Linked DNA regions of Mus musculus: region 1 is linked to region 2. A link is a loop called in an ENCODE intact Hi-C map of the cell type or tissue named here. Cell type or tissue: gastrocnemius. All regions are shown on one strand.

Region 1 (8,000 bases), 110 kb after region 2:
CGCTTGCTGTTCGTCCAGAAGACCAATGTTCAGTTCCTAGAACCCACATGAGGTGGCTCACAACTGTCTGTAACTGCAGTCCCATGAGGCCAGATGCCTTTGGCCCCTGTGGGCACCTGCCCTCATGTGCACATTCCCACACACAGACATACACACCTATACATAACTTAAAAAAAAAAAAATAGGCCTACTATGGTGGCACAGACATTTTATCCCAGTGCTAAGGAGGAAGAGTCCTTTATGAGTTCAAAGCCAGCTTGGTCTGTATAGTAAGTTCCAGGCCAGTCAGAGCTATGTAATGAGACCCTGTTTCAAACTAATAAATATAGAGTGGAATAAATGTACATGTGACTGTTTAAGGTGGCAAAGATGACAGCTTCTGTAAGAAATAGTTCTTATTTTTCAGACATGATAAACAAAATGCCTTAAACTAGTTCCCAGCTTTTTCTACCAGTGAGAAAGTGTCTTTTCTCAGTGTCTTTTTACTGAGGCTTTCCCAGAACCATTTGTGATGGGTGTATTAGTTATGTTTCTTATTGCTGTTGACAAGATACCTGACACGAAACAGTTTCAGGGATGAACGGTTTCTTTTGGCTTACAGTTGAGGAGCTTACACTTCATGAAGGTGGGAAAGGCATAGCAAGAAGAGGAGAGGCAGCTGGTCACATTGCATCTACAATCACAAAGCCAATGATGATCAGGAAATCAGACTGGGTTACAAAACCTCAAGCCCATCCCTAATGAACCACTTCTTCCATCAGTGCTCTACCTCCTGAAGAGTCAACAACCTTCCTGAACCGTGCCACCAATTGGGGTCCAAGTGTTCAAACTTGGCCAGAAGGAGACAGGTCAGATGCAGACTATAGCAATGGATATTCAGAATGTATAGGTGTGTCAGGCTTGGTCCTCAAGATAACTCATGAGGTAGTCTCACTTAACATGAATAAAGATGTATCTTAAATATGAATGGCCAGAGAACTTTATAATCTTTATTCTTAAGCTTCTTAGAAATTATGAAATTAATAGATTTCAGATGCTTCAATGCTTCATCTTCAAGATTATTCTATTCCTTACTTTAGTTTCTTCTAGGCACTGGGAAATAACAAAGTCTTTTCCCTCTGGAAGTTTACATTTAAACAGGAAGACAGATGCATCACTGAAATTGACTTGTGATTGAATGTATAGCAAAGCGATGTTACTATAAGAATGTCAAGCAAAACACAGCTCTCATTTCAAAATTGTTTATTCTGCAGCCAAATTTGAGTGATCTTGGCCTGGGGAACAGAGTATTGGGGTTGCCCCAAATACTGTTTTCCCACATGGAAATGAGTACATGAAGTTTTTACAGTTACAAAAGAAAGTAATAAATCAAGGCCCCTTTCAGATGCATTATTGGAAATATCAGGTAAGTGGGGCAGAGCAGAGCAGGGAAATCTCTGCTACAGGTGTCAGATGCTGCAATCCGATGACATTCTTAGCTTTGGGGTTTGTGGAGGCTAGTAGTAAATATGAAGGAAAAAACCTGTCACGTGATAGTCACAAGGGCATTAGAGCAGATGCAGAGGTGGGAATGAATAGCTGTTAAAGAGGCTAGATAGCCCAAGATATTGGCTCTGTATCTACAGCGTTTCAATTCTCCACAAACATGAATGTAATTAGTCAATATTAACCTTGTAGCATTCTTAACATAGCTGTGGTTGTTTGTCCTGAAATTTAAATTCAGATATGATTAGAGAATGCCTTTAAAATTTTTTAAGTTTTTGGAGATCAGGGCTGTTAGTGGCACAGAAACCAACTTGTCAGAACAACTCGTCAGTATTTCATTATTCCTTTTCCATAGGGGATGATTCACCTGGGTCATACCAGCCCAGTTGGATTTTTACATAGGATGGGAGCCCCACATTCCTGCAACCACGGACACAGAAAAAATACTTACTTTAAAGGAACCGTGCCCCTGTCCTGCTGTTTACTTCAATTGACCTTCAGCACAAAAGTGGCCTGGTAATCTCCCTTAGACCACCTTACAGTTGGCCAGCACCAGGGACAATGTGTACCCACAGGCAAGAGGGCTGGGGCACAGCTTTTAAGTCTTCAGTGAGCCACGCTTTGGAATAAGGACCTGCAGCGCTGGCAAGTCTGAGGCTTGGTGTAGCCCTTTGCCTCTCGGAGGTCTAGGCGCCCGCCCAGTTCGGCGGGCAACTTTCATTGCCCCAAGAAACCTAGAGAAGAAACCTTGAAGGACCCCTTTCCATTCTCAGCACCCCGAGTGCTCTGAAGAACTGCCCAGCCCTCAAGGCCCCGCCCCGCAGTCTGACGGCACGTGGAGTCCCAGGAGGCCGCGTTGCTGCCCAGCCTGCCCGCACACCGAATCCTTCCAGGCTGCACCTCCGCTCTGACCGCTTGTGAAGCCCCTCGAGGCCCTGTCCCCTGCGCTGTACGCACGCAGAGACACTAGAGGCCGCCCCGGTTCTGACAGCACGTGGAGCCCCTCGAGGAACCGCCTCTCTGACAGCTTCTCGATGCCGCTGCACAGGTTCTAACAGTACTCTGAGCCTCTCAAGAAATAGCTTCCCGAATCCTGCACCGCCATTCGCTCTCAGCGCCTGGAGCACCTCCTGGAACTACCTCCCGAGATCCGCCTGGACACCCCTCTGCGACTGACCGTTGTGCGATACAGGCTCTGTTTTTCGAGCTCCGCCCCCGCCCAGTCCTGCCTTGCTGTGGAGCAGCTCGAGGACCCGCCTCCTCGACTCCACCCCGCCCTCTGCAAAAACAAGCCGCGGAGCATCTCAAGGCACTTCATCTAGAGCGCCGCTCCGCCCTCTGCTCTGACTGGCTGTGTCCTGCACCGCCCCCAGGCTCTGATTGGCCAGAAACCGCCCCTAAGGCACCGCCTCTCGTACGTCCCGCCCTCCGCTCAAAAAAGCCTTGGAGCACCTCGAGGCCCCGCCTCCCGGGCTTTGCTCCGCCCCCTTCTCTGATCGAGCCCGGAGTACCTGGCAGGCCTGCCCCGCCCCGCATTCCGCTAAGAAATCGTCCCAGTCACCTCGGATCCACTCAGGTCCCCCGGGACTGGCTTCTGTGGGTACCATGACGCTGCCTGTGTTCTTCGGTTGCGCCTTCATCGCCTTCGGGCCCGCGTTCGCACTCTACCTCTTCACCATCGCCACCGACCCTTTGCGCGTCATTTTCCTCATCGCTGGGTGAGGTTGAGCCGAGTCCCGGACACCGCGGGTCCCTCCCTCTCCTGGGTTTCCACGACCCCGGGATCCCCATCTCCCAGTGGCTCCCAGCTTGTGGGACTGTCCAAGACTGGGGGGAGGGGGTTCAGGCTGAGCAGGCGAGTCCTGCGGGTCTTGGCTTCTGTGGAAGATGGGAATAAGTGGATACATTCGTGTATGGAGCCTTAGTCTTTCCGTAGGAATTTCTCATTTCACTCAGTGCTCAGCGGCATCGAAGAGCTGTTCTCACTCTCTGCCATTAAAGACACCTGGGGATCAGTTGTCCACCTCCTCAACCCCCGTTCTTGGACTCAGAATGCCTGTGAGGAATTTGGGCTCAGATTTTTCTTGTAGGCCCCTGGGTAATGGTTGGGGTGCAGCCAATGGTGAAAGCCTGAGAAAACCGCTGCAACACCTGACCAGTCTTGCTGAGAACTTGGTAAATATCTAACTCTGCTGGTGACTGCGGTCTTGATCCCTTTGCACCTGCTGAGACTGAGTTTCTGAGACTTGGCACCCAGGCAACTCACTGGCTAGCCAGGAACTCCAGCCTCTCTGCGTTCTTTTTTCCTGTAATAAATAGTGCTCCTTCGCTGTTGGCATTAAAAATCAATAGAGTCTGTTGAACGTCAAGCTTGCTGTGTCCTTAAAGTCCACAGGAAGGTTGTAAGAACCGGGCCTGGAAAACAACTAGACCACAGCATGGGTTTTCAACTTCTGAGTTTTCCATGGTGCACACAATAAATACAGGTGTAGGTGTTTGTTTTCCTTCAGAAAAGATACTTATCTTTACAGACAGCTAAGCCATTAAATTCACATTTTCTAGGATATGAAAATTGTAACAGCCACTGGTTATATGTTTCTATGGCACACCAATGAGGCAAAGCAGTAACCAACTTCCTCGTTGCCAGTCCTTGGCAGATAGTGTTCTGGTGTACACAGACAGGGTCACTGAATCGTCCTTGTTGAGGGCATCTGACGTTCCTCTTGGACTGTTTTTTCACTAGGAGGAAAATGGACCATTGATTAGCAAATGCTGATTCGGAATACCATGTGAAGGGGTTCTTTCCTAAAAAAGATCAAGATATTTGTTTCCTGTGCTTCTGTTAACTCGTGACTTTTGTCTTCTACGTTCCAGTGCTTTCTTCTGGTTGGTGTCTCTCCTGCTTTCGTCCATGTTTTGGTTCCTAGTGAGAGTCATTACTAACAACAGAGATGAATCAGTACAGAATTATCTGCTCATCTTCGGAGCGTTGCTCTCTGTCTGTATCCAAGAGCTGTTCAGGCTCGCATATTATAAGCTGTTAAAGTAAGTTAAATGTTTGTTTTATTTTCCCAGTTAGACTTGAATTATGATTTGGTGGTTGTTACATTTCTAGCCTGAAAATTGTATTTAAATTTATGACCTGGCTTGCCTGCCTGCCTGCCTGTCCGCCCGCCCGCCCTCCCACCCTCCTGCTCCCCTGCTCCCCTGCTCCCCTGCTCCCTTGCCTTTCCCTCCTTCTCCTTCCTCCCAAAAGTGTTTCTTGAGAATTTTCCCAGATACTTTGTCAGAACTGGAGGTGCAAAGGTAAAACAGAAGCTCTGGTGGTGCACACCTTAATCCCCAGAGGCAGGCAGAGATCTGTGAGTTTGAGGCCAGTCTGGTTTACAAAGTGAGTTCCTTGACATCCACAGAGTATAGTGAAGCCTCTCTTAAAAAAAAAAAAAAAAAAAAAAAAAAAAACAGAGAGTGGGAGAGACTGTCACGAGGACTGGCTTGTGTGTGTGTGTGTGTGTGTGTGTGTGTGTGAGATGAGCTTTCATTTGGGACTAGGATATGATCAGCTGAAGGACCCATGAGGACGTCACATGAAACCAGTAATTTGAGTCAGAGCTTGGACTTGGAGCCCTAGGTTCTTATGTTCTTTCAGGAAGTTATGAGTTTAGCCTTGCTTCTGTGGTAAGGTCAGTGGAGTAACAAATGTTTTCGTTCCTGCCACTCAGACTCTCCACGAAGTTCATAGATAAAACCTAAAGTAAGTCTCAGCAACACCCCCTGGGACAGGCTTCTGGTCATCTCCCTTCCTAACATGTTGTTATTCTGGATTTTTAAAAACATCTTGCTTTTAGCAGTAGATATTGAGTTCCCTTTTCATAATGAGGCAATTTAAGTTACAAATTGAAAACCAGGAAGCCATTTCTTAGTAGCAAAAAAAGCATAGCTTTGGAGTACCTGGCAAGATGATGGTTCAGTGGGTAAACGTGCTTGCCACCAAGCCTGATGACCCGAGATCAAGCCCCGGCACCCATTTAAAGGTAGAAAAAAATGAAAGGACTTCAAGTTGTCTCTTGACCGTCACATGTATACCATGGCATTTATGTGATCAGGAGTATGCACATACAGAAAATAAATAATAAATAAATGTAACTTTAAAAATATACTTTTGAAAAGGTTTAACATGAAAATTTGTAGTCTCTGGGAAAAAATGTAAAGAGCATTAAGTAAATGTTGGAAGTAATGTTTAGGACAGAGAATGTAGCTCAAGTTGGTAGAGCCCATGCTAGCCTGCCCAGAGCCCGTGGGTTTGATCTCCAGTATTGTTTTAAAAATTAAAGAAAGAGAGGAAAAACTAACATTTTAAGCTGGGCATGGTGGCCATGAAAGAGCCCAGAGCTTTCAAAGAAACAAAATGTAACATTTAAGTTGTTTACAGGGAGGACATCTAATTGTGTTGAATATTTGTGATATGCAAAAGTTAGTTATTACCATCATAAAGATTTAATTTATTGTTGCTTTTTATTTTAAAGTACTCGGCGTTGAGGGCAGGGTATTGCACATAATAGGCAAACAATCCATGCCCCTCCCCCTCAGCCTACAGGCTGACTTTAACTGGATATTTTCACAGGGTAATCAAAATGGTTCTACTTTTGTCCTGTGCCATTGAAATCTCAGCCACATGATTGTCACAGGGTCCCTGTCAAGGCTCAGCACTCCTCAGTTCAAGGTGTGGTTGTTGCTTCTAAGCCCTTCTCTCCCCTTGGCAGTTGGCAGTGGATGCGTCCCCTTTTGTTACCGCCTGATTTTCACCATATGCTTTTGCTACAATGTGATTAAAGCCCTTGACCAGAGTTGTTTTCTAAATAACTCAGCCTCACAGTGTACCGACAGATAAACTAACAGTGTCCCTAGCTAAGTAAAATAATAAAATGGGCATGGTGGGGCATCCCTGTACTCTTTACTCTCCAACGACAGTGAGGCCAGCCAGTGACACGAGACCAGCTCAAAAACCAAGCAAACAAGCAAGAAAAACCTCAAATATCTTAAATACATAAATCCAGAAGTGGAATAAACTTCCTCTTGATGTGTAGCAGTTTCGAGAGAGGAAATGTTGGGGCACCAACAGTTCCCTGTTAACATTAGGAAGTGAGAAAGCACAAAACATGACAGAGATTGGTGGGATGTCTCATCTGTTTGCACAAGTCTAAATTCTCCATTACATTTGTTAAGGTTCCCAGGAACAAAAATTAGAAGTTCCAAATTTTACAATATAAAATTGTGAAACTATTGATAAATCATTTTCTTCATGTTTGTTTAAGATAGCATCTCACTATGTAACACTGACTGGCCTGGAGCTTATTATAAAGCCAGCCTGGCCTTGAACTCACAGAGCTCCAACTGCCTGTCACCCAAGTGCTAGGATTAAAGGGGACTCCACCACCTCTGTCTTGTTCTTTTTTGTGTGTATGTGCGAGTGTGAGATTAACAAGGGTTCTGTATAGAAATACACCATTTGCGTTTTTTGTTGTTGTTTTGTTTTATTTTGCTTTGTTTTACTCTGAAACAGGGTCTCCTGCAGTCTCCCGTGGCCTCCAACCTAGTATATAATTGAGAATGACCTTGAACTTCTGACCTTACTGGAATTTCAGACATGGGCTATCATGGCTAGAAACTTTATATCTTCCTGATTGCAGTACCACAGTGTGTCCAATAGAGAAAAACAACTTACACAAAACAGAAATTATCCTAACGTATTGATTAAACTGCACTGATACATTTGTTGATAATCGATTATTGCTGTTGTATAACTCATAAGGTTTAACTAACATGTAAAAGAGTTCCTTGAATGGTAGGTTTATTTTATTAGTTGGTTTCTGCTGCAGAGACAGTCACATAAACATCTGGGTCACATCCTTCCTACTAAACAGTGCTTCCAAATGGACAACACTGAAATAGCAAATTGTTCTTTTCGATTCTAGAAAAGCAGAGGACAGTGTGCATATGGCTATTTTGATTGAATTCTACATCACCAGAACAGTGATTAATAAAGCAATGATATTCATGCAGTATTTCTGTATTTATGCAATAAGTAGACCAACAGTAATAAGTATTTGTTCCTTGATATTTAAAATGTATTTTATGTTGGCTTTTTGAGTAGATATCACTGTATAGACCAGGATGGCCTTGAACATGCAGTAGTTCTAGTACCTTAGTCTCCCAAGTGCTACGACTACAAACCTGCGCCCCACACCTGGCTCCCCTGGAGTTTCAATTCACACAGAGGCTGGGAAATAAGTATTCTCTGGTTGACAGGTCTGTTCTTAGAGTTCCTCTCACCTCATTTTGTTTCAGCACTGACTGACAGGTCATTCCAAAGTGTTGGTTCTTTTGCTACTTTAGTAGATAGACTTTACAGTGAGTATAATTCAAATATCCTTTCAGTTGGCCTGTAAACAGCTGCAGAGCTTCTGGGCCACAGAGACAGCAGTATAATGAGCCACGCCTAACAGTCCTAATAT
Region 2 (8,000 bases):
GTATGTTAAATGCACCTCAGCTGTTTTTCTTGGATCTGAATTTCAACGGTGGTGGTACCTTTCTTTAATCCCAGCATTCAGAAGACAGAGGCAGGCGGATCTTGTAGCCTGGTCTACAGAGCAAGTTCCAGGATAGCCAGAACTACACAAAGAAACCCTATCTTGAAAAGCCTCTCAAAAAATTATTAAACATTAGGGTTCTCTAAAAGGATAGAGCTGAGAGAGAGGTGGGGAAAGAAGGAGAAGAAGAGGAGAAAAGGAAGGGAAGAGGAGGAAAATGGGGGTGGGGGAAGGGAGAGGGACAGAGAGCAGGGAGTGGCTGGATAGTCCATCAATGACTGTCGTCATGCTAGAGAAACTGAGAACCCAGTGGCTTCCCGGTTCAGGAAGCTCACTGCCTTAACAGTCACAATCTGGAAAGTCTGGAAGTTCCCTGGAGAGTCCAATGTACTAAGTCTAACTTAAAAGGCCAAGGATTCTAGAGTCTGTCAGACAATGACGGCAGCATGGCCATACCCACTCAGAAGGAAAGTGGCATATGGCCACAGCCTCCATCTCGCTTCTCTTTTTATCCAGGCTGGAGCCTGCTGGAAGGTGCAATTAAGGGTGGAACCTGCAACCCTACCCAGTCAACATCACACATGGCAGTCCTCTGTGGGCAGTCCCCCAGCGCACTCCCCACCCACCCCCACAGTGCATTTCTTCAGTCCTTGCCCAGTCTTAATCTAGTCAGTTAACAATGTCAACCCTGCCCCTGGAACCCCAGAGTGTGACAGGCCTGAGGCTCTCCCTGTTCTATGCTTGAAATGTACAGGAGGATGCTAACCATTGTTAGGGCTTAGCCATTCAGGCCTTTGCACTCTGCAGACCAGCAGCATCCCATCAACTTACTAACCATTTAGAAACAGAGACTCTTAGGGCAGTTTCGAGGATCTTCAGAGCCAGAATCTGAATCTCATCACATTCCAGAGATGTGTGTAAACATCCCCAAATAAGAAGCCTTAACTAGACTTACAGAATTCTTTGTTCTACGTATGGCGCAGAGGGTGTGACTTAGGGCCAGGCACATGCTGAACACATGCTCCCTGAGCCACACTGCCAGCCACACACTGCCTCTTTCTGGAGTCTTTTTTACCTTAAAAGTGGGAATGTCAGATTTTTGCTACTCCAGGGACAAGAATATTTCTCTTGATGGGAGCAAGAGATCATCCACCTTCCCCTGCAAGGGGCATCTGCTTCTCATGCCAGCGAGTCCTGCCCTCCTGTACCATAGGATGCTGGACATTAATAGGACATTAGAAGCATCAAAGCAGCGGCACCGGACAATTAAATGAGAGATCCCGTGACTGTCTTTAAACACCTCTCCAGGTGATTTCTATGTGCAGCTAGGGGTGAGAAGCACTGCTGTGAGTTTTCAGGACACAAACAGATCCTCATCCAAAACAAGTGGCACTTGATGTTGGACTTTCCAACCTCAAGAACAGTGAGTGGTCTTTTTTCTTTTTTTCAAGTACTTCTATAGTTCTTCTTATATTGTCTTTATATATTATTATTATTGGTTATTTCATTTATTTACATTTTAAATGTTATCCCCCTTCCCAGTTTCCCCTCAGAAAACTCCCTATCCCATCCCCCCTCCTCCCTGCTTCTATGAGGGAGTTCCCCCTCCCCCCCCACATTCTCACCTCACCACCCTAGCATTCCCCTATGCTGGGGCATCAGGCCTCCACAGGCTCAAAAGATTTTCCAACATATAGCAAGGACACATGCTCCACTATGTTCATAGCAGCCTTATTTATAAGAGCCAGAAGTTCAGTACCCCTCTTTTAAATGTTATATATAAATAAACTCAGCCAGATGTGATGGGTGTGGCTGTAATTCCAGCATTTGGGAATCAGTGGCAGAATTACTGAAAGGGTTCCAGGCCAGCCTGGGCTACAAAGTGAGACCCAGTCTTAATAAACAAACAAATGGAACTTTAGTAGCCAGATGAGATCTCCTAGAATCTAGCCTGCCAGCCTTCCAGGGTCAAGTCTCTGGCCTTCTCCTCATCTCCCCTGCCATCTCTGCCTGCAAACCTTCTGTCTGCCCAAGCCACCAGGGAAGAAACAGAGCTACTTACTTTGAGTCATAGGAAGGCACTCTCTCCAAGCTTCTGGTGATCCTGCAGCCCATAGGAAAGATGCTCTGAGGTCAGCATAAACGAATGGCTGGAACCTCTCCCTTTTGTGGACTCTTATTGCCTACATTAATCACTTTTTAATAACCACTGCTGTCCCATGCATACTTTGTCTGTATTCTTTCGCTTAAAATTCCACATGCCACTCAAAGGTCAGGGTTTGTTCGTTCCTCAGATGCTAGAAATGAGCTGCGAAAGCCTGCCACTTGACACAGCTGACTCGATGGCTGCTCTTTGTGGACTAGCTGTGTGGTTCAGCTAGAATCCTTCTAGTTTCAACTTTTCTGGATCTTTCCTGGTGAATGCCATTTATTATTCCTCCCTTAATTTTTTGGATGAAGAAAAAAAAAAACCCAAAGACCTCTGAATTCTGGGTAGTCTTCAGTTAATTCACTTCTAGAACCGGGAGAATAAGCTGTACTTGTTTGGGGATTGATGACAACACAATGAATGTGGCTTCTTCTCTTGGGAAGTGTGCATAAGCGAAATAAATGGAATTCTTTCCGATTTTCCCTTAGCTAAAAGCTGATCAAAAGGCTGTAGCTAAAGGGCTCAAAGTGTTAAGTAGAATGAATGGTGCTTTCATTATTTACAACGAAAAACTCCACTATTAATGGAATGTCTGTAACATACAGAGGGCAGATAATGTAAACCCCTCTCTTGGGAGCATGGAGACTTAACTGAAAGCTGTTTTCTTGACTATAAAATGAAGTGTGTGTGTGTGTGTGTGTGTGTGTGTGTACAGGTATGCATATATGTGTGGGTGCACATAAGTATGTGCACATATGTGTGCCTGTGTGTACAATGTATATGCACATGTGTGTACATGTGTGTAAAATGTATATGCACATACATGTGCATGTGTGTACAAGCCAGAGGTCAAACTGTGTAAGTTCCTCAGCAGCTGTCCATCTAGTTTGTTGAGACAGTGTCTTTTTACTGGGTCAGTTGGGATGCCTGGCTGCAGAGCTCTGGGGATCCTCCTGTCTCCCCAGTTCTGGGCTTACAAGCCTACACACCATGCCTGGCTTTTTATGTGGGTGCTGGGGATCATAGGTTCTCATGCTTAAGTGACACGAATTTTGCCCACTGTCACCTCAGTCCCCTAAAATAAAAATAATTTCATAAAGTGTCTCATCAGATGAAACAGTGCATAGTGTAAGCGTTTAATAAATGCTAACTACAATTCATTGTGCTAGTTGACTTTTGAGAGAGAGAGAGAGAGAAAGAGAGAGAGTCTCTACATAGCCCTGGCAGTCCTAAAACTCACTCTGTAGACCAGGGTGGCATGGAACTCACAGAGATCCATCTGCTTTTGCCTCCTGAGTCCTGGGAATAAAGGCATGTGCTACCACCCCAAATGCTTGTCAATAGTTGAAAAACTAGTTGGGGAACTGGTAAGATGGTTCAGTGCGTAAAAGTACTTGTGATGGAAACCTGACAACCCGAGTTTATGGACTGGAAGGTAGAAGGAGAGGAGCAACTCCACAAAGTTGTCCTCTGACCTCCACAAGCATGTGCATGTGCATGTGCACACATTCACACACACAAATACATACATACATACATACATACATACATACATACAACAACAACAACAAATAAAAATAAATTTAAAATTAAGATCTCAGCTTGAGCTGGACCTCCTGGTGGTACAGGCTTATATCTCAGCCACTTGAGAGACCAAGGCATAAGAATTGTAAGCTCAAAGTTGCATGGGATACCGAGTGAATTCAAGGCCAGCCCGAGTGATCAGAGACCCTATCTCATAACTAATTTCTTGTTCTTTTTCAGGGCTAGAGCTATACCTTGTGACACAGTGCTTGTCTAGTGTGCATGAAGCTGGGGCTCAGTCCCAGTACTGAAGAAGGAAGAAGTGACTTAGGCCTCTACATCTTATGTTGTTGATCCAATGTCTTTACATTAGCTCCACCTTAAGTAACGTGAATATTTCCCATCTGTATAAAGAACGCATTTCATCAAAAGAAAAGAGACTGTCCTTTCAAGTTCCAGTAGGTGGCGCAAGGAGCTACTTGTCCTACATGTGCTGGCCAAGAGAGAGGTAGGTCATCTTTGTTTCAGGAGACTTCCCCATCTGCCTGGTTTGTGCTAATGACTCCACACATAGCTATGTAATTTCCTTCAGACACAGTCAATGGGTACCATCGGTTTTCCTGAAGAAGGTATACAGTGTATTAGACAATTGATCATGAGTTTATTTACCCTTAGTATCTTCTCCTAAATATTGCATTCATCTGAAACTAGTTAACTGAATTAAAATTACTTAAATTCCTCTTACACAAAAATGTCTCTACATGAAGCATGGGTCCTAAACATGTCAAATTATGATGATGTCTTGTTCAAGTACCCAGTAGAGGCCTGTTGTTATGAATGAGGGCAGCTGAGCAGGCTTTGTATAATGTATAATCTCAAGCAATGGCATTTGGCAAATGAGTTTGTGGCATGCAAGGTCTATGTGTGCTGGTCCATAGTTTTTTCTCATTTCTGTTGTGTAAATAATCCCATCGTGCTGATATCGAACTATTGAAGGCCAGAGAGGTTCCCTGGAGCAGGAGTTACAGATGGTTGTGAGCTACCAGACATGGGTGCTGGGAACCAAATCTGGTTCTCTACAAGAGCAGCAAGCGCTCCTTAACTGATAAGGCCATCCCTCCAGCCTCAGAGGACTGGTTTTGAAGGATAGAAGAAGCCTGGTTAGGGATGAAAGCCTAACCATCAAGAAGCAAGCTCTGTGACCGGGAACTGGGACTCGCTCTTGTCATCAAAGCAGAAGACAAGAAGTCAATTCACAGTAGCTTGTGTCCCTGAACTACTGTAATAGGGTACCTCAGAGCATTTAGCTAGACACAGGACTTACCTTTGAATCTGGGGCAGGGCCATACCTGCATGTCAGAGTCAGAGTCCCTGAACTCGGCCTGATCAATTGTTGGAGAAGCTGGATAGGATTTGGATGTTCCTGATGGCTGGTGTCTGTCTGTTTGTTTGTTTGTTTGTTTGTTTGTTTGTTTCTGAAAGATACATGATCAGTGTCATCTGGAGGTACAGTGGAGGTACAGATTGCCCTATAGAAAAATCCCAGGCTAGACAAAACCCTGAGTGTAGCATCATAATCCCACCCACTTCCCTACTTCACAAGAAAATATACCAGGAAATGACTAGATGAAGAGAGAGCATCGTTCCATAATTTTTTACCTCTAATCTTACCATCAGGAATTACCTGTGTGCCTGCCACTGTCAGGCATCGTGACAAAAACCCCAGGGTGGGCATCAAGCCAGGCCAGCGTGATGCAGCAGATCCCTGGCTTAGCCCCTCTCCTTGCCCGCCTATGGGCTTAGCTCTGGCTTGTTGAGTTTCAAGTAAACGAGACTTCTCACACTTGCCCTGAGCCGAAAGTGAGCTGAGCACTGGCCATGTGCCAGGGCCAAGCCCCATGGGAGTGGGAACAGAATCCTGAGAGGCCGGCCACTGGGAATGAAGACGGCTATCCTCTGGCTGCCTCCCTTACCCTCCCAGGGCAACCTAGTTTCTCATCTCTTCTCCCAGATACTTTGGTTTCTTCTTTCCACAGCCCACTTGCTCTCGCTTCCCTGTGCACGCACTGAATAAGGCCTCACCTCCCTTTTATATGCTGTCCTACTTCTGAGGCCAACTGTGGCTGACCAGAGTTCTCTGTCCCAATTCCAAATGTGGCAGAGAGAGAATCATTGTCTCAGTGTGGCTCTACAGTGTCTGCCCCAACCATCTGTGGCCAGGGCAGCAGAGATACTTGAGGTGATAGTAGCTCCTGTAGAGGGGCCTGGGGAAAGGAGGCATAGGTCAATGGAACCCCACAGGGTACTACTCCTTCCTAAGCATTGTCACGACTTCCCGTGGCACTGAAATCCTCTCTAGACTGTCCATTGCTGTTCTGTCTTCTCCCTGAAACATGGGATGTTAATTGAATATAGTTTGTTTGTTTGTTTGTTATAAGACATTCTCTCACTGTGAAGCTTTGGCTGGCTTGAAGCTTGCTATGTAGATGAGATCAGACTCATAGAGATCCATCAGCTCTGTCTCCAAGTACTGGGGTTAAAGGCTTGTGCCACCATACCCATTGGTCATAGTTTCTTATAGAAAACATTTTCTCCATAATCTCAGGGGGAAAGATGTCAACAACTTGAGGCCATAATGATGTCTGTGGTCCATGCAGCTGCTGGGACCCATGTCTGGGTCTGCAGCGGGGATTGGGGAGGGGTGTTGATGTCTGTGGCCCGTGTTATCACTGAAAGCCATGCAGATGTCCATGGACTGGGCTGCTCCTGGGGACTGTATGGGTATCCATGGCATGCACTGCCACCAGAGACCATGCTGAGGTCTGTGGCGTGTGCTGACACTGGAGGCCAGGTGGATGTGTGTGGTCTGTGCTCCAGCTGACTGTGAAGGACAAGGAAACTTCTACTGCAGTGGTATCGACGACTGCAGACGCACAGTTGAAAAAAGGGAGACACAGAAGGCTTCTGGGACAACTCCTGTCCCTTAATAAAAGGAACAACCTATACAGGAAGCCACTAAAGAGAAGTCATAAAAATTGTGATAAGGATGATGGTGTACAGTCCCTCACAGTTGATGGCTAATGGTGGGGGGCTCAGTAGGGGGAAGGATTCGTTTTTCTTGAAGGGGCTGGCCACAGGGAGTTTGAACATGCTCCAGTGACTATATGGACAACACAAAATGGACTTTTTTCTTTTTTTTAATCTTTAGGTTTGAGGGGATGGGCAGAAGGTCACTGGGGTAGAGGGAAGACCTGGAAAACTGGGAAGCAAAAGTGATCAGGGAACATTATGTGATATTCCCAAATAATCGATACAAATATTATGTTTAAAAATCTCTACAAAAAAAAAAAAAAAAAACAGGCTGTGCTCATGTGGAATAATCAAATCTGGAGGTGAAGCATGGAAGGAAGAAAGTGTTGAAATGACAATGGCAGGCATGCTAAGAACTCAGTTGACAAGATCTAAGTGTTCCCAGGAGCAGGTTCTACAACCTACAAAATGAATATGCACAAAACCCAAGCGATTCATTTGCAAAAAGCCTTTTAACACAGGGCTATCATGAATATGTGAGAATTGGTTCAATCGTACTTCAAGGAACCAAATAATAAAATCTGAAATTAGGGGTGAGAGGCAGAAAACCTAGAGGTCCTGATCCCAGTGGATTCCTGCCCCAGGTATAAGACAGCATTAAAGGAGCTATGGGCCAGGTTTTTAAAACCTGTTTCTAGGTTTGAAAAGCAACTGAGACTCCTTTCCCTATAATCTGTAATTAATGATGACAAGAGGAGGAGGGGTGAGGAGGAAGAGGAGGCAGAGGGAGAGAAACAGGCAGAAAGATTTCCTATGCAATTGTTTTGTGTTAGATACTATGCTAAGTTCTTCACATGGACTGTCTCATTAGACACTTTATTTTGAGACAAGGTCTTATGAAGCCTAAGACAGATTTTTACCACTGGCAAAATATCCAGAAGAAAGGTCCTCAGAAGAGGAAAGGCTTATTTCAACTCCTGGCTTTAGCGGTATCAGTTCATGGCCAGTTGACTCCATTGCTTTTATGCTGGTGTTGAGACAGACCACCATGGTGGTGGCAGAGTATGACAGAGAAGGAGGCTCACCTCATGGCAGCCAAGAAGCAGAGAAGGTCAAAAGGGGCCTGGGGACCAGATACAACTTTTGAGAGCATGCGTAGTGTACCATTTGCTTTTCTCTTGCTGTGATAAAACACCATAACCCAAAATCAAACTTAAGGGAGAAAGAATTTCTTCTG

What was found. Peaks named below come from ENCODE experiments on the same cell type or tissue, not always from the same donor. Only the 100,000 strongest peaks of a DNase experiment are listed, where the experiment ranks them.
Region 1: a loop joins it to region 2, with 2.4 times the contacts of the local background. A loop is called at or near these places in 17 of 42 quality-filtered maps.

What each region holds. Positions count from the first base shown.
Region 1 is chr9:66,829,689-66,837,688 of GRCm38, reverse strand. Aph1c (aph1 homolog C, gamma secretase subunit) reads left to right here and starts at 2,983. Exons shown (of 6, transcript NM_026674.3): 1 at 2,983-3,203; 2 at 4,360-4,530. The coding sequence starts at 3,091. In gastrocnemius, a CTCF peak has its summit at 3,670; DNase peaks (open chromatin) are centred at 2,858 and 3,553; H3K4me3 peaks cover 1,965 bases; H3K27ac peaks cover 2,851 bases.
Region 2 is chr9:66,935,258-66,943,257 of GRCm38, reverse strand. No RefSeq gene overlaps it. Among named protein-coding and RNA genes, the nearest start is that of Rps27l, 6.8 kb to the left of the region's middle. In gastrocnemius, a CTCF peak has its summit at 4,191 (motif pointing right); DNase peaks (open chromatin) are centred at 4,210 and 5,554; H3K27ac peaks cover 1,798 bases.